Regions from separate parts of the Homo sapiens genome. Here region 2 is linked to region 1. A link is a contact called in ENCODE Hi-C or POLR2A ChIA-PET data. All regions are on one chromosome and are shown on one strand. Each heading gives the region's core, a stretch centred on a gene start or an enhancer-like site at or near the end of the contact. The rest is flanking DNA. Distances are from core to core; before and after follow the strand shown.

Region 1 (7,580 bases), core at 2,955-5,454:
TGTTAAATTAAACACTGAATGAATGGCAAACTGGAGCAGTGTTTCCCACTCCCAGCACCTTATTTCATAAAAAGAACTTCTCACCAGAAACTAGATGAACAGACTTCCACAAGGTTGGAAGAAATGCAAATGATCTACCTTCTTAAGGCAAAAAAGACAAAATAGGAAGTGCTGTTCACCCATCAGATTGGGGGAAAAAGAGTTTAAAACCAAGAAGTTACTAGAGGCTGTGGGGAAAATAGGAATTTGTGCTCACTGTTGGTAGGAAGATAAATTTGGACAGCCATTCCAGAGAGGCACTGGCCCATCTGCTAAAACTGAAAATTCACATACCCCCGTATAGTAGGAATTGTTTTTAGGAATATATCCTAGAGAAACATACATGCGTTCAAGGGAACATATACAACAATGCCCAACATAGCATTATTTTTACCAAAAACTGTTAGCAACCTTAATGTCTGCAGCATGCAACAACATTCTTAACGTCTACAGATAGAGGAATGGACAAACTGTGGCATAAAACAGACAACGAAAGGTCATACTAAAAATAAATGAACTAGAATTATATATATTAGTGATATATTAGTGTAAACAGACTGGAAAAATAAGAAAGCGAAAAGGGAGTTGCAGAAAAATGTAAGTAGGAATATCTTTTACGTAAACCTTCAAAACACAAACAACATCACGTTTCCTATGACTATGTATTCATGTAATAAGCGCATGGAGTGGAAGGCTACACATCAAAGCCATGACAGTGCTTGTTGCCTCTGGGAAGAACAAAGTGGACTTCAACTTTATCAGAAATGTTTTATTTGGAGAAAAAAGATCTGAAGTAAACATGAATAAGTAAATTTGGGGTGGAGGATATGGGGGTATTGATTACTTAATTCTCTACATATGTTACTGGAATTTTAGAGTATTTCTAAATTTTAAAATAAGATTATTTAGAAGGTAGAATGAAATGATAAAGCATATTCAACTGATAAGTAGGAAATTTTTGTTTTTTTGTTTTTTGTTTTTTTTTGAGACGGAGTCTCGCTCTGTCACCCAGGAAGTGGCGCAATCTCGGCTCACTGCAACCTCCGCCTCACGGGTTCATGCCATTCTCCTGCCTCAGTCTCCCGAGTAGCTGGGACTACAGGCGCCACCACGCCCAGCTAATTTTTTGTATTTTTAGTAGAAACGGGGTTTCACCGTGTTAGCCAGGACGGTCTTGATCTCCTGACCTCGTGATCCGCCCGCCTCGGCCTCCCAAAGTGCTGGGATTACAGGTGTGAGCCACCGCACCCGGCCAGAAGTTTTAAATTAAAATATTACTATACCATACACGGTTTCTGTTCAAAGACTGTGAGTTCAGTAAAATACATTTACCATGCAGTTGGATAATATAGCTGATATAAAGAAAACAGTCCCTTGGCTGGGTATGGTGGCTCGCGCCTGTAATCCCAGCACTTTAGGAGGCTGAGGCGGGCGGATCACAAGGTCAAGAGATTGAGACTGTCCTGGCCAACATGGTGAAACCTCATCTCTACTAAAATTACAAGGAATGAGCTGGGCGTGGTGGTGGGCACCCCAGCTACTCGGGAGGCTGAGGCAGCAGAATCGCTTGAACCTGGGAGTCGGAGGTTGCAGTGAGCTGAGATCGTGCCACTGCACTCTAGCCTGGCGACAGAGCAAGACTCTGTCTAAACAATAAATAAATAAAATGAAAACAGTCCCTTAATCAAATATTATAAACTATAGCGTCACAAAGAGGAAACAGTGCAGGTTTCGGTAAGCAGACAGATCTGGTTTTCCAGGTTAGTTATTTTTAGTTAGTAGCTAGGTAAGTTATTTAACCTCTCTTGAGTTTTACCATCAATCCCCTCATCTATAAAATATGGGTAACATTTACCCTCCGAATCATGAAGCAAAATGAGAAAAAGTATATAGGATGCCTAGCTAACATGACAGCTGTTGCTGCTCATCACAACACTTCAACTGAAGAATAATAATCCACAAGGGGATGTGGAGACCAGCAAAGGACAGCCAAAGGACAGACATTTGTGGCTGTCTTCCGCATTCGGCCAAGGCAGAGACCTTGATCTTAACCTCTGGATTCAGCAGGTGAAACAAATTAATCTTGAGTGAATTATACAACATGGGGATCCGCCTGCTACTTTAAAATATTCCAGGGAGATAAATTAAGATGAGTAAAATGCTGGTAATTGTTAAAACTGGGTAATAGGCATGTGGGATTCATCACACTCTTCTCCCTACTTTTCTGTATGTTTAAGGAGAGAAGAAAAGAAGAAACAGAATAAAAGAACCAATTTTAAAAAGCAAGTTAACCTAGAATGAAGACAAGAAATCACCCCCGGCTCTCCTGGTTTGGTTGAAATACCCCTTATTACCCACATCTACATCTCTGTTTTGTTGTTGTTTTTTGAGACGGAGTTTTGCTCTTGTTGCCCAGGCTGGAGTGCGGTGGCACGATCTCAGCTCACCGCAACCTCCGCCTCCTGGGTTCAAGCAATTCTCCTGCCTTTGCCTCCTGAGTAGCTGGGATTATGGGCACACGCCACCACACCTGGCTAATTTTGTATTTTTAGTAGAGACGGGGTTTCTCCATGCTGGTCAGGCTGATCTTGAACTCCCGACCTCAGGCGATCTACCTGTCTCGGCCTCCCAAAGTGCTGAGATTACAGGCACCTGGCCTTCATCTGTGTTCTAACTGCATGAACTTCATTCTGCAGGGGACCTGTAGAGTTTCTGTAGCCACAGAGCAGGGCAGGGTCATCCTCCCAGTGATGTGGAAATACGGAAACCCTTCTTACTGATCAAGAACTTTTCTGTATATTTATGAAAGAAAAAAAAAACCCTTCTTAATGTAGCAAAACTTTTTGGGAGTGTGGCAGAAACTGCTAGTTGAACCCCAATATCTATTATTTCCTTCTCCTCTCATAGTAACAGAGCCCCCAGTTTTCAGCTGGGGCAATGGCCACATGGAATCACAACTCTATTTCCCAGCCCTCCCAGACCTAGGCGTGGCCATTTGCTTTCTGGCTAACGGGATGTGTGCAGAAGTGAGAGCGACTTTCGGGCTCTGTCTGCCCTCAGCTCTCCCTCCCCCTGCTCCCTTCCTCTTGGCAAGAAGCGTGAACGTGGAGGTATGAGATGAAGTGTTTTCTTAGTCCACAAGCCGAAAGCCAAATTTTGAGAATGTCAGAGCAAAAAAAGGAAAGCCAGGGATCTAGATTCTCGATGACTGTATGAGAAATAAACTTACTTAAAGTTCTGGTGTTCAGATTTCTCTGTTGCAGTAGTTGAACTTTTCTCTTAACTAAGATAGCAGTCTTCAAACCTCCCAAACATATCAAATAACCTATTTCACAAGTTAAATTACACAGAATCTACTTTTATGTTCCTAAACAAAGAAAGCAAATAACTTAGGGAAAACAATACACACATTTTTAGACCTACTTCAATTTCTTTCCCCACATTACATGCACCTGACTTGCTTTTCCTTTCTTGTGCCAAGTGCTTCAGAGTTTTCAGGATATGACACGTAATTTCTCCAAGAACCCAGTAAAACCTGGTATCCTGCCGGGCGTGGTGGCTCATGCCTGTAATCCCAGCACTTTGGGAGGCCGAGGTGGGCGGATCATTAGAGGTCAGGAGTTTGAGACCAGCGTGATGAACATGGTAAAACCCCGTCTCTATTAAAAAATAAAAAAAATGGCCGGGCACAATGGCTCACACCTGTAATCCTAGCACTTCAGGAGGCCAAGGCGGGCAGATCACAAGGTCAGAAGTTTGAGACCAGTGTGGCCAACATAGTGAAACCCTGTCTCTACTAAAAATACAAAAAAATTAGCTAGGCATGGTGGTGGGTGCCTGTAATCCCAGCTACTTGGGAGGCTGAGTCAAGAGAATCACTTGAACCCAAGAGGCGGAGGTTGTAGTGAGCCGAGATGGCGCCACTGCTCTCCAGCCTGGGCGACAGTGCAAGACTCCAGCTCAAAAAAAAAAAATTAGCTGGGCGTGGTGGTGTGGGCCTGCGATCCCAGCTAAGGCTGAAGTAGGAGTATAGCTTGAGCCCAGGAGACAGAGGTTGCAGTGAGTCAAGACTGCACCACTGCACTCCAGCCTGGGCAACGGAGCTAGACGCTGTCTCAAAACAGAAACAAAAACCTGGTATCCCAAGTCAGCCACTGGAGGGCAGTCTTTACCAGCAGAGCTTACCCACCTTGTGCACACCGCCTGGGAGATGACTGTCACTACCTCCCTACCTTCCTTCTGGAAAACAGGAGAATGAGGAAATCTGCATTCTGTTGGGAAAAACTCTGCAGCTGATTATGGACACCACTAAGAAGGTGTAAGACCTCTTAAATAAGACTGTATTACCCAAAATTAGTTTGTTATTTTTTTAAAACAACATACTTTGGCCAGGCACAGTGGCTCATGCTTATAACCCCAACACTTTGGGAGGCTGAGGCAGGCAGACTGCTTGAGCCCAGGAGTTCAAGACCAGCCTGGGCAACATAGTGAAAACCAGTCTCTACAAAATACAGAAAACAAAACAAAACAAAAAACCTAATTGGGTGTGGTGGTATCACCTGTAGTCCTGGGAGACTGAGGTGGGATTGCTGGAGCCCAGGGAGGCTGAGACTACAGTGAGTTATGATCATAAAACAAAACAAAACAAAAAAACCCACAAGAGCAACAACCACCAAAAAACCACAACGTATTTCGGCCTAGAGCCTGAACTCACCTACTGACTTTCCTCATTCTCTTCCCATTCAATAATTCTCTCTCTGTTGCTAATTTCCTGCTAGCTTGAGAAAGCAGACACCCATTGTTTTGTATTTGTTATACACTTAACTTCGATTCATGCTTTGATTAAATGTTTCTATTTCTGCCCTCCCTGTTTCCTACACATACCTGTGGCAAGTCAGAATTTACTTCAGCAAACTGAAGGGGAAGAGTCTGTATCTGAGATTTTCCCTCCAGATATTAAAAAATATGGCTGTTTACAAGTTAAGTGCTCACTGATAACCATTACAATGGTACTTAGGCATGGATATGCCTGATACTCACATTAGTTACTATTTACTGAGCACTTGCTCTGTGCTAGGTAGGTCCTTCATATACAATCTCTAATTCTTCTACAACCCTGAAAGACCAGGGCTCAGAACCTGCACAGGTTACACCAGTAATGAGTGGCTGAGATCTGAGATTTGCAACAAGCTCTAACTGCAAAGCTCATGCTCCTTCTACTTTAACACACTGCTTCCTTCCCATATGGAACTACTTATTCCTCAGTTGTCCCTTTTCATGTCAAAGGCAGCACCTCTTCCCACTTTGAGGAAAAAGATCAGCTGTGTTTCTGTTGTCCCAAAGTTGTATGGAGGGTAAAACAGTGCCATTTTTTGCCACCCTCCTGTTTCCTGGCATATCTTTTTTTTTTTTTTTAGACAGAGTCTTGCTCTATCTCCCAGGCTGGAGTACAGTGGCGTCATCTCAGTTCACTGCAACCTTGACCTCCCAGGTTCAAACAATTCTCCTGCCTCAGCCTCCCAAGTAGCTGGGATTACAGGTGCACACCACCATGTCTGGCTAATTTTTGTATTTTTAGTAGAGACAGGGTTTCACCATGTTGGCCAGGCTGGTCTCGAACTCCTGACCTCAGGTGATCTGCCCACCTCAGCCTCCTAAAGTGCTGGAATTACAAGCATGAACCACACACCCAGCCTGTTCTCTGGCATAGTTTCTAGGAATGCACTTCAGCAATAACCAGGAACAGTCTGTACTCACAGACAGCTCCTTATCTCAACTGCTAATCATGGATTCCATTTCCTGGGTAAACAGTGGTATCATCTCACGCACTACTGCTTCTCTGCAGTTCCTTCACACTTTGCTGTGGTTTTTCTTTTCAGATGCCCTTAAACCATATTTAGGGCATTGTGGCACAGACCCACCTATCTCCTCCAACCTTACATTTACCATTAAGTAGGTGGCCATGTGACAAGTCAGTACAGTTGTTCAGCATCACTGGAGGAGTGGATTGGCAATATGCAAAGCGGCAAAAAATGGAAACGAACTTATCCAAGAGCTTCTAACATAAACAGCAATGCTAAGTTGATTCAAAGCAGAAATCAGTAAAGCCACATATCCCTATGTGAAGCAAAACAGATTTTGAGGTACATATACGACAAGCCTGAGTAGGAAGTTCAGATGACAATAACTGATTTACTAAGGGATTTTGGCAGAATTCTTACCCCTGAAGCCAGAACCACAGTGGGAGCACTAGTAAGCAGTTGGGGATGCCTGTCTTAGTCATTCTGGCTACGAATGCCTCAAAGTCAAATGAGATGCTGTAGCACCATGATTCCTAAATCTGCTGCCTAAGTAGATGAATCAGCAGAAACACTTATTAAAAACCCAGATTCCCAGGGATCTCAAGAAGAATCCGATGCAGTAAGTTTGAGATGGTGGCCTAGGTAGCTATCAGCAGATGATTCTTATAACCAGGTAAGTCTGAGAAAGTCGTTAATAAACTTAACAGATTTTAGAACCACCGATAACACCACGAATTTTATTTTATTTTTTTGAGATGGAGTTTTGCTCTTGTTGCCCAGGCTGGAGTGCAATAGCAAGATCTCGTCTCACTGCAACCTCTGCCTGCCGGGGTCAAGCGTTTCTCCTGCCTCAGCCTCCCGAGTAGCTGGGATTACAGGCGCCCGCCACCACGCCCAAATAATTTTTTGTATTTTTAGTATAGACGGGGTTTCACTATGTTGGCCTGATCTCGAACTCCTGACCTCAGGCGATCCACCCGCCTTGACCTCCCAAAGTGCTGGAATTATAGGCGTGAGCCACTGCGACAAGCTCTATGAATTTTTAAGTTGATCCTAATCTCTATCTGATAGCTAAAATCTTTTTCGATTTTGGGCTATTCTTAAAACAATTCATTCTCCTTAGATAGGTAGGCTGGGTTTCAAGCTGAAAAACATCTATATGATATCTTTTTTTTTTTTTTTTTTTTTTTTAAACAGAGTTTCACTCGTTGCCCAGGCTGGAGTGCAATGGTGCGATCTCAGCTCACTGCAACTTCCACCTCCTGTGTTCAAGCCATTCTCCTGCCTCAGCCTCCTGACTAGTTGAGATTACAGGAGCCCGACACCATGTCCACCTAATTCTTGTATTTTTGGTAGAGACAGTTTCACCAAGTTGACCAGGCTGGTCTTCAACATCTGACCTCAGGTGATAACGCACGCCTCAGCCTCTCAAAGTGCTGGGATTACGGGCGTGAGCCACCGTGCCCAGCCATTGTTTTTTGTTTTTTTGTTTTTGAGACAGTCTCCCTCTGTCACCCAGGCTGAAATGCAGTGGCACAGTCTTGGCTCACTGCAACCTCCGCCTCCTGGGTTCAAGTGATTCTCCTGCCTCAGCCTCCCAAGTAGCTGGGATTACAGGTGCATGCCACCCACCACGCTCGGTTTTTGTATTTTTAGTAGAGATGGGGTTTCACCACGTCGGACAGGCTGGTCTCAAACTCCTGACCTGAAGTGATCTGTCCGCCTTGGACTGCCAAAGTG
Region 2 (7,580 bases), core at 2,333-4,832, 190 kb after region 1:
CTCACACCAAACGTATCTATGAAACTTGCAAGCCTATAAATAACCTGCCCCACTTTTTAGATCTCCTCAGGTCCAAGATGAAGACTTTGGTGTCTCACCCATGCTGAGTTCTGGGCTGTCACAAGAGGCACACTTGCTAGATTGCAGGCAGACTTTGTCCTCTTTATCAAGATCAGCTATGGCCCTGCAGTCTCCTGATCCACAAATTAGGTGGCAATCATTTTGCTAAATGTCTTCCATCTTTTCTTTATATCTATCCGTGATGCCTTTCTCAATTTTTTTTTGTCATGCCATCTAATCATTTTGTCCTCTACCAGCAGAAAATAAAACCTTAAATGTTTTTTAAATGTGATTTTTTGTGTGTGTGAACAGAGGAAATCATAGAGAGCTGTGATAAACTTGAGAAAGATGACAAACTTTTGAGGAATATCTAACCATTGGCTAAATCTGAACAATGATAATGTGATGGAAATAGCAGTAAAGAGATCTGGGCTCCAGTCCTATCTGAGTCTCCAGTTAACAGCATGACCCCTGAAATCACTCAGCCTCTCTGGGCCTCATCTGCCAAATGAAAGCTTGACTAGATCGGGGCTTCTCAAGTTGTAACATGCACACGAATTACTGGGCTCTGTTAAAATGCAGATTCTGATTCAGTAGGTCTGGGATGTGGCCTGAGACTCTGCATCCCAGATGATGCTGTTATGTTGCTACTGGTCAGACTTGACTAGCACTCTGTAATCACTGCAGAGACTAGCAGTCTCTGCTAAAAACACACAAATTTGCTGGGCGTGATGGTGCGCACCTGTAATCCCAGCTACTCGGGGAGCTGAGGCAGGAGAATCACTTGAACCCGGGAGGCAGAGCTTGCAGTGGGCTAAGATCGCGCCATTGCACTCCAGCCTGGGTGACAAGAGGGAGACTCCATCTCAAAAAACAAAAAAACAACAAAAAAACTGTCTTCAGGTGATTTTAACATGCTGTCCAAGGTTGAATATTACTATGATGAACTCTAGGAGTCTATGAACGTATGTATATGCACAAACATACATATGTATGCATACATATACATATGTGCATATATGTGTATGAATGTGTATATATACATACACACATGGAAAGTGAGTGTTTGATTTTTTCAGAGAATGTAGAAAATTAGAATCTGCTCCCTTTTGGCTTTCGATGTGTGGGGAGGGAGGGCAGAGAAGGATCAGAGGAAAGAGCAAAATGACTGTCCAGCCAAAAATGACATGAGGGTAAACAAAGCCAGCCACTTGCCCTGTTTGTAAGCTGCCCAATGTCCAGGCAGCAGCACTCCTGAGACAGGCTGATACAGAGCTTGTCAACCAAATGGGGCCTGCCAGACCTTGGGCTGTGACCTGGTCTGACCAGGATTTTAAACTAAAACCCTTTCTGCTTATGTATATATATGTATATATATATATATATATATATAATTTTTTTTTTTTTTTATTTTGAGATGGAGTCTCACTCTATTGCCGAGGCTGGAGTGAATGCAGTGGCTCAATCTCAGCTCACTGCAACCCACCTCGGCCTCCCAAAGTGTTGGGATTACAGGCAGGAGCCACCACACCTGGCCCCCTTTCCATTTTTAAACCTAAGTAGCTAGCACTATAAACCAGTAGGGCCAAACCACCTGCCAATTTGTAATTTCAGCAGTTTATTCTAAGCTTGGAAAAGCTGAGTGCACTTACCATAGGCCAGGCACCTGCAATAGAAAGGTTGGGCGGGGGGACAGTTTCCACTGTTTATGGAAGATGACGAAGAAAGTCATTGTGCTTGATTTTCATTGTATCATCATCAGAAAAGCAAAAGCAAAGAGTCAATGGCTCTTTGAAATGGCAGCTGTCTTTCAGGAGGATGAACATTAGAGAAAAACAGCTATGAAGTCAAGGCCTCTGCTCAATGAATAAATAGCCCATTTGTTCCTTGAAGGGTTTGCTTGAAGGCCAGCCTGGGTAACTTGGGGAGGAGGAGCTGAATGGCTCATCTGAAATCCTAAGGCAAATTTGCACTTGGGGGTTGGTGGTGACTGAAAAGATGGGAAAGGAGAAGGAGGGAGAGACACAAGCAGGGCCAGGGTGTCCTGGGTAGGGTATGGGTAGTGAGATATGTCTAGTTCTGGATGTTTTTGCAAAGGGACTTTTTTTTTTTTTTTTTTGAGACGGAGTCTTGCTCTGTCACCCAGGCTGGAGTGCAGTAGCACGATCTCAGATCACTGCAACTTCCACCTCCCCGGTTCAAGCAATTCTCCTGCCTCAGCCTCCTGAGTAGTTGGGATTACAGGCACACACCACTATGCCCAGCTAATTTTTGTATTTTTAGTAGAGACGGGGTTTCACTATGTTGGTCAGGCTAGTCTCGAACTCCTGACCTTGTGATCTGTCTGCCTCGGCCTCCCAAAGTGCTGGGATTACAGGTGTGAGCCACCACGTCCAGCTGCAAAGGGACTTTTGAGAATGAGTCGTCTGAGGAGTGTCTGAGCTGGTGCGGGGCAGCTCCCTCGTTCTCCTCACAGCAGCAACCTGCAAGTGAAAGGGCTGGTCCTGCTGAAATAACACCAGCGCCTAGATAAAGGAACAACCGTGGGGACAGAATGGAGACCCTCAATGCAGAGGAGGCTGGGACTGAGAGCTGCAGGAGCTGTGTGCACAGTCCTCCCTGCCCTGCCCCATTTGCAGAAATCTCAGGGAGAGTCCTGGACTTTCCACAGGACACAGGAATGGGATTGCAACCTGTTTTATCTAGACCTTAAAGGAGCAGAGCTACTCCAGCTGACACCAGGCCACATTTCAAGTCAGGTTTATTGAATGATGTGTTGGAGGAAATGCTTAAGATTCTGCATTTTCCTTATGCCTGAACTCTGAACCATTACCAGTTTATGGACATATGGAGGTAGTTGAAGTCAAAGGATATAGAGATTAGCTTATTTTAAGATAGTGAGTGACTAGGATGAGGGGATTTGTTGACCTGCTTCTTGAGAAAAGTGACTTATTGGGAACTTAAGCTCTGAGGCACTCAAAGGCCAGTAGACTGCACTTCCTGAGTGATAGAACTTTGGCAAGTTGTCGGAACACTGACCTTGATACTTATCCAGGGAGGCGCAGCGCCTTAGTTTCAAACCGCACGACTGGAGACTGCTCATTTTCCATTTCTGTACTGCCGAGAGCTTGGTGAAGTCACAGGTTTTGAAGAGTTACAGAGTTATTTGGAGGAAATAAGTTGCAATCTTGGAAGAGATTTGAGGAGTTTGAATCATGCTTAAGTTTCTGTGGCTGCCGCCGGAATCTTAGGAAATGATTTCCATACAGCTTATTAATTTCCCAGAAAACTGGTTTCCCTAGTGATGAGTGTTAATTTACAAGACCTGTAATGTAACTGCATGGATGGATTTTGCACCCAATGAGTGGGCCACGGAGTGGGTGGCAGGGCCCCCCTGTGGGAGTATGCTGAGGGGGCGGACTGGAATTAAAATCGGTCCACTGAGCTGTGTACCCTTGAGGGAGGCTGCATCTGCGGGGGAGGAAGGGTTGCCGTTTTCGTTTTCTTTTTCTTTTTCTTTTTTTTCTGAGATGGAGTCTTGCTCTGTCGCCCAGGCTGGAGTGCAATGGTGTGATCTCGGCTTACTGCAACCTCCACCTCCTGGGTTCAAGCGATTCTCCTGCCTCAGCTTCCTGAGTAGCTGGGATTACAGGCACGAGCCACCATACCGGGCTAATTTTTGTATTTTTAGAAGAGACGGGGTTTCACCATGTTGGTCAGGCTGATCTTGAGCTCCTGACCTTGTGATCCGCCCGCCTCAGCCTCCCAAAGTGCTGGGATTACAGGCATGAGCCACCGCGCCTGGCCAGGGGTGCCTTTTTCTAACACATCCACCTGGAGGTACCTTCCCCAAATTTGCCCAAGGGTGGCATCTAAGCAGGCAATTGAAGGACCTTAGTAAATGATGCCACATGAGGGTAGGCATCATTGTCCCCCTTTGGCCATCCTGACATGGTAATGGGGGTGGGAAGCCCCTAAGCAGGTACCCACATAGAGAGAGGCCAAGGAAAACTTGGATGTACCTTCACATGGATCCCTCGAGATTGATCAGTTCTCAGTGGCTCTGAGAAAACTGAAATACTTTAGCAGATGTTATTTAACTTTGGAGAGCAAATTTCCGTACGTTTCTGAATTAACATGGGTTTACCTTATCAATGTATTGCATTTTCAAAGATAAAAATATATTATGCCTTTGGGAAGCTGAAGTGGGCGGATGACCTGGGGTCAGCAGTCCGAGGCCAGTCTGGCCAACATGGTGACACTCTGCCTCTACTAAAAATACAAAAATTAGCTGGGCGTGGTGGCGGATCACGAGGTCAAGAGTTTGAGACCATCCTGGCCAACATGGTGAAACCTCCTCTCTACTAAAAACACAAAAATTTGCTGGGCATGGTGGCAGGCACCTGTAGTCCTAGCTACTCAAGAGGCTGAGGCAGGAGAATCATTTGAACCCACGAGACGGAGGTTGCAGTGAGCCGAGATCGCGCCACTGCACTCCAGCCTGGCGACAGAGCAAGACTCCATCTCAAAAAAGAAAGAAAGAAACAAAAACCTAATTGAATTAGAAAAGCCACAATCGTTTCTCTTTAAATCGAGTGAGAGTACATACCTAATTATCTGTTGGGTGTACCCACATCCTGTTCTCACTTAGGATGAATTTTGGAGAAGAGCAAATTTAAAATTATTAGTTATTAAAATGAGAGGCTAATAATATCTAGACAACAGGTGGTACTCAAAGCACTTCTTGGTTGGTTTATGGAGAGCTCTGCGGCTTAGAGAGGAGGACCGTGGTCACCAGTTGAAGTGGGATACTGAGACATGTGATGGCTTAGAGAGAATCCAGTTACCTACAGTTCTTCATCATCGAGATGACCCTTGTATACTTCAGACTCAACTTGTCTAAATGTAAACCCATCATCTCCTTCCTCAAACTTGCTCTGCCTCCTGCACCTTCAGTAAAGGATATCACCATCTGTCCAATGCCCAAAGTAGAAACTTGGATGTTTTCCTTGATTTCTCCGTTTTTTCCTACCTTGTCCCTTGCTCCCCAGGTTGCATCATTTACCGAATCCCATCAGCTCTACCTTTTAAATATTTCTTGAATCCATTCACTTTCCTCCATCCCCTCAGCCCCTTCCCTATTTCAGAGCTCTGTCTTCTCTCATCTGTGGGCAGCAGGAAGCAGCTTTCTGATTTCCTCACCTCTTGTCTTACCTCACTTCAAGCCATCCTCCACACCATAGCCAGGGTAGATCTTAAGTGTACATCTGATTGTCACTGGCTTTCTTAAAGACCAGCGTCCTACACTGCCCTCCAGTTCATGCCCAGGGTCCTGTGGCTCACATATTCCTTCAGGAACAGGCTCTGGGACCTCTCCAGTTTTACCTGTTGGCCACCCCAACCTCCATGCCACAATCAGCTTCCTTTAGATCTCTGAATGCCTCTTGCTCCCTCTTCCCTCTAAGCATTTTCTTTTTTTCACGTTGGTCCCTTTGTTTAGAATGCTTAACACTCTCCTATGTCTTTCAGCTTTCAACTTAGATGTAACTTCCTCCATGAAAGCTTTCTCTGGCTTCCTCGAGTCTAGGTCAGGTTCCCCTGTTACAGGCTCCCGGAGCATCCAGTATGCCCTCCATCACAGCCCTCACTCTGCATCATCTCTGCCGCCTAAGTCCCCAAAGAGACGATGAGACGCTTGAAGGTGGGGCTGTGACCGTCTCAGTGTTACGTCTCCAGCAATTACTGTATATATGGCTGGTACTCAATAAGTATTTGTCTATAATTGAGAGTCCACAATGAATGATTGCCCTCAGAAAGATTTGGTAGCAAATAGATTACGATTAAAAGAATTTTTAAAGGCATTTTTTTCCAACTTCATCTCTCTTCTTCTTTGCAGTTCGATCCTGCAAATGCTGTAAAGTTTTGACAATGAACGCATGTATGGGATAGCCTGGTATGATAGAAACAACTCCAGGCTTGGAATTCTAACAATGGCCAACATTTGTTGAACTCTCTATAATATGCCAGGCTATGTGCCAAACCCATTACATGCATTAACTTCTTTAGTCCTCCTAATAGCTCTGTGGGATAGCTACTCATCTTCATTCAACAGAGAGGAAATAGAGAGAGGCACAGGGAATCAGACCTCAGCTCAAATCCCTGCTCTGCCACTTACTGGCTGCATGACTTGGGTGAACAATCTCTCCCTCATTTCCTGAGCTATAAAATAGAGGTACTACTCGCTGATTCCTTGATTTGCAAATTTTAAGTTTTCTTATACCCCGTACATATCACACATGCATATTACATGGTGGCTTTTCATAGGTTAATTTCGAAGGCCACCGATACATTGCTGTGTATCAGTGGACAAATGACCTGCCACATGGTTTTGTTCCAGCCTGCCAGCCATTAGTTCAGCTTTAGCAGTGATCCTGTATGTGTGTTCAATTATTTAAATAATTGACTGTACCTTGCCCTCATTATATTATAAAAATGTGTGTAATGGAAATAAAATTCTGATACTAGTGATTATTAGAATAACTAACAATTATTGAGCACTGTGTCAGCGATGAAACTCTTGTCCCTCAGCTTCAAACTTGTCTCCCACTCTTCTATATTTGGCTGTGTGATGCAGGGGCTGGAACTCTGCAAACTGCATTTTTCCTTTGTCCCCTTCTTCCTGTTAGGCTCTATTAATAAAGGACCATTAGAGGGAGGTTGCAGGACTGGATGAGAAAGAAGGGACGTTTTCCCGTTGGCTTTCCATTTATTTCTGGTTGACTTCCTGTGCCTGTCACTATCATCCAGCAATGCTGCTTCTTCAGTCTAGCAGAAGCAGTTCAATCCAGCTTGCAGTTTTTCCAATTGGCAAAGCCAGCCTCATTGCATCTCTGAAGAGATGGCTGACAGCCAGCCGGTACCTCATCCTCAGAAGTCTGTGTCTCAGTCCCATGGGACTCCCCTCTGAGCTTCTAAGTCTTAATAACGGCAACCTCTTCCCTTTGTTCTCTCAGCCCTACAAGCTGCTTCCTGCAGTTTTTACCTCTGTGATAGCTTATTGTTCTCTTTTTGCTTTTTCAGTTACATCGTTCATTCTTTATTACCTAGCTAAGCATTCTCTGTGTTAAATTCTCACTGTTAAAACAACTCATCTGTTTTCCATCTCCTAACTGGACCCTGACATAAAGCATTTATCCAATTCACTTCATTCTAAGAATAATCCTAAGAATCTAACAATAATCCTAAGAAGTTGCTTATATCTATTTATCTATTGTAATTTAAAAAAATTTGTCATTGTTATTATTATTATTTTACAGATAGGAAACTAAAGGATACAGTGGTTAGGCAACTTGCCCAAGTTTACACAGCGAGAAAGTGGCAGAGCTTGGCTTTAAATCTACGCAGGCTAGTTCCAGGGCCCTTCATCTTAAACGTTAAGCCAGTGGTTCTCAAACTTAAGTGAGCATTACAATCACCTGGATGGTTTCTTTCTTTTCTTTCTTTTTATTTATTTATTTTTT

The links. Hi-C counts contacts between places; a loop is a spot of excess contacts on that map. ChIA-PET counts read pairs that join two places held with the same protein, here RNA polymerase II (POLR2A). Pooled maps may share reads with other maps.
Region 2: a pooled map shows a loop between it and region 1 (2.4-fold over the local background). The contact joins two enhancer-like sites. A Hi-C loop is called at or near these places in 3 of 168 maps with a recorded cell type or tissue (CD4-positive, alpha-beta memory T cell, CD8-positive, alpha-beta T cell and naive thymus-derived CD4-positive, alpha-beta T cell), 16 of 37 single-sample maps with no recorded cell type and 11 of 50 pooled maps. POLR2A ChIA-PET finds 5 or more read pairs at or near these places in 2 of 52 experiments (WTC11 and activated T-cell).

Annotation. Positions count from the first base shown.
Region 1 is chr3:183,763,820-183,771,399 of GRCh38, reverse strand. The region is part of intron 15 of YEATS2 (YEATS domain containing 2); the gene reads right to left. Among named protein-coding and RNA genes, the nearest start is that of YEATS2-AS1, 43 kb to the left of the region's middle. Within about 2 kb of position 4,204, at least 6 of the 41 ENCODE cell types and tissues checked have a DNase peak (open chromatin) inside an H3K27ac peak, as active enhancers do.
Region 2 is chr3:183,576,078-183,583,657 of GRCh38, reverse strand. No RefSeq gene overlaps it. Among named protein-coding and RNA genes, the nearest start is that of KLHL6, 24 kb to the right of the region's middle. RefSeq lists a silencer at 2,443-2,737 and an enhancer at 3,408-3,657. Within about 2 kb of position 3,582, at least 6 of the 41 ENCODE cell types and tissues checked have a DNase peak (open chromatin) inside an H3K27ac peak, as active enhancers do.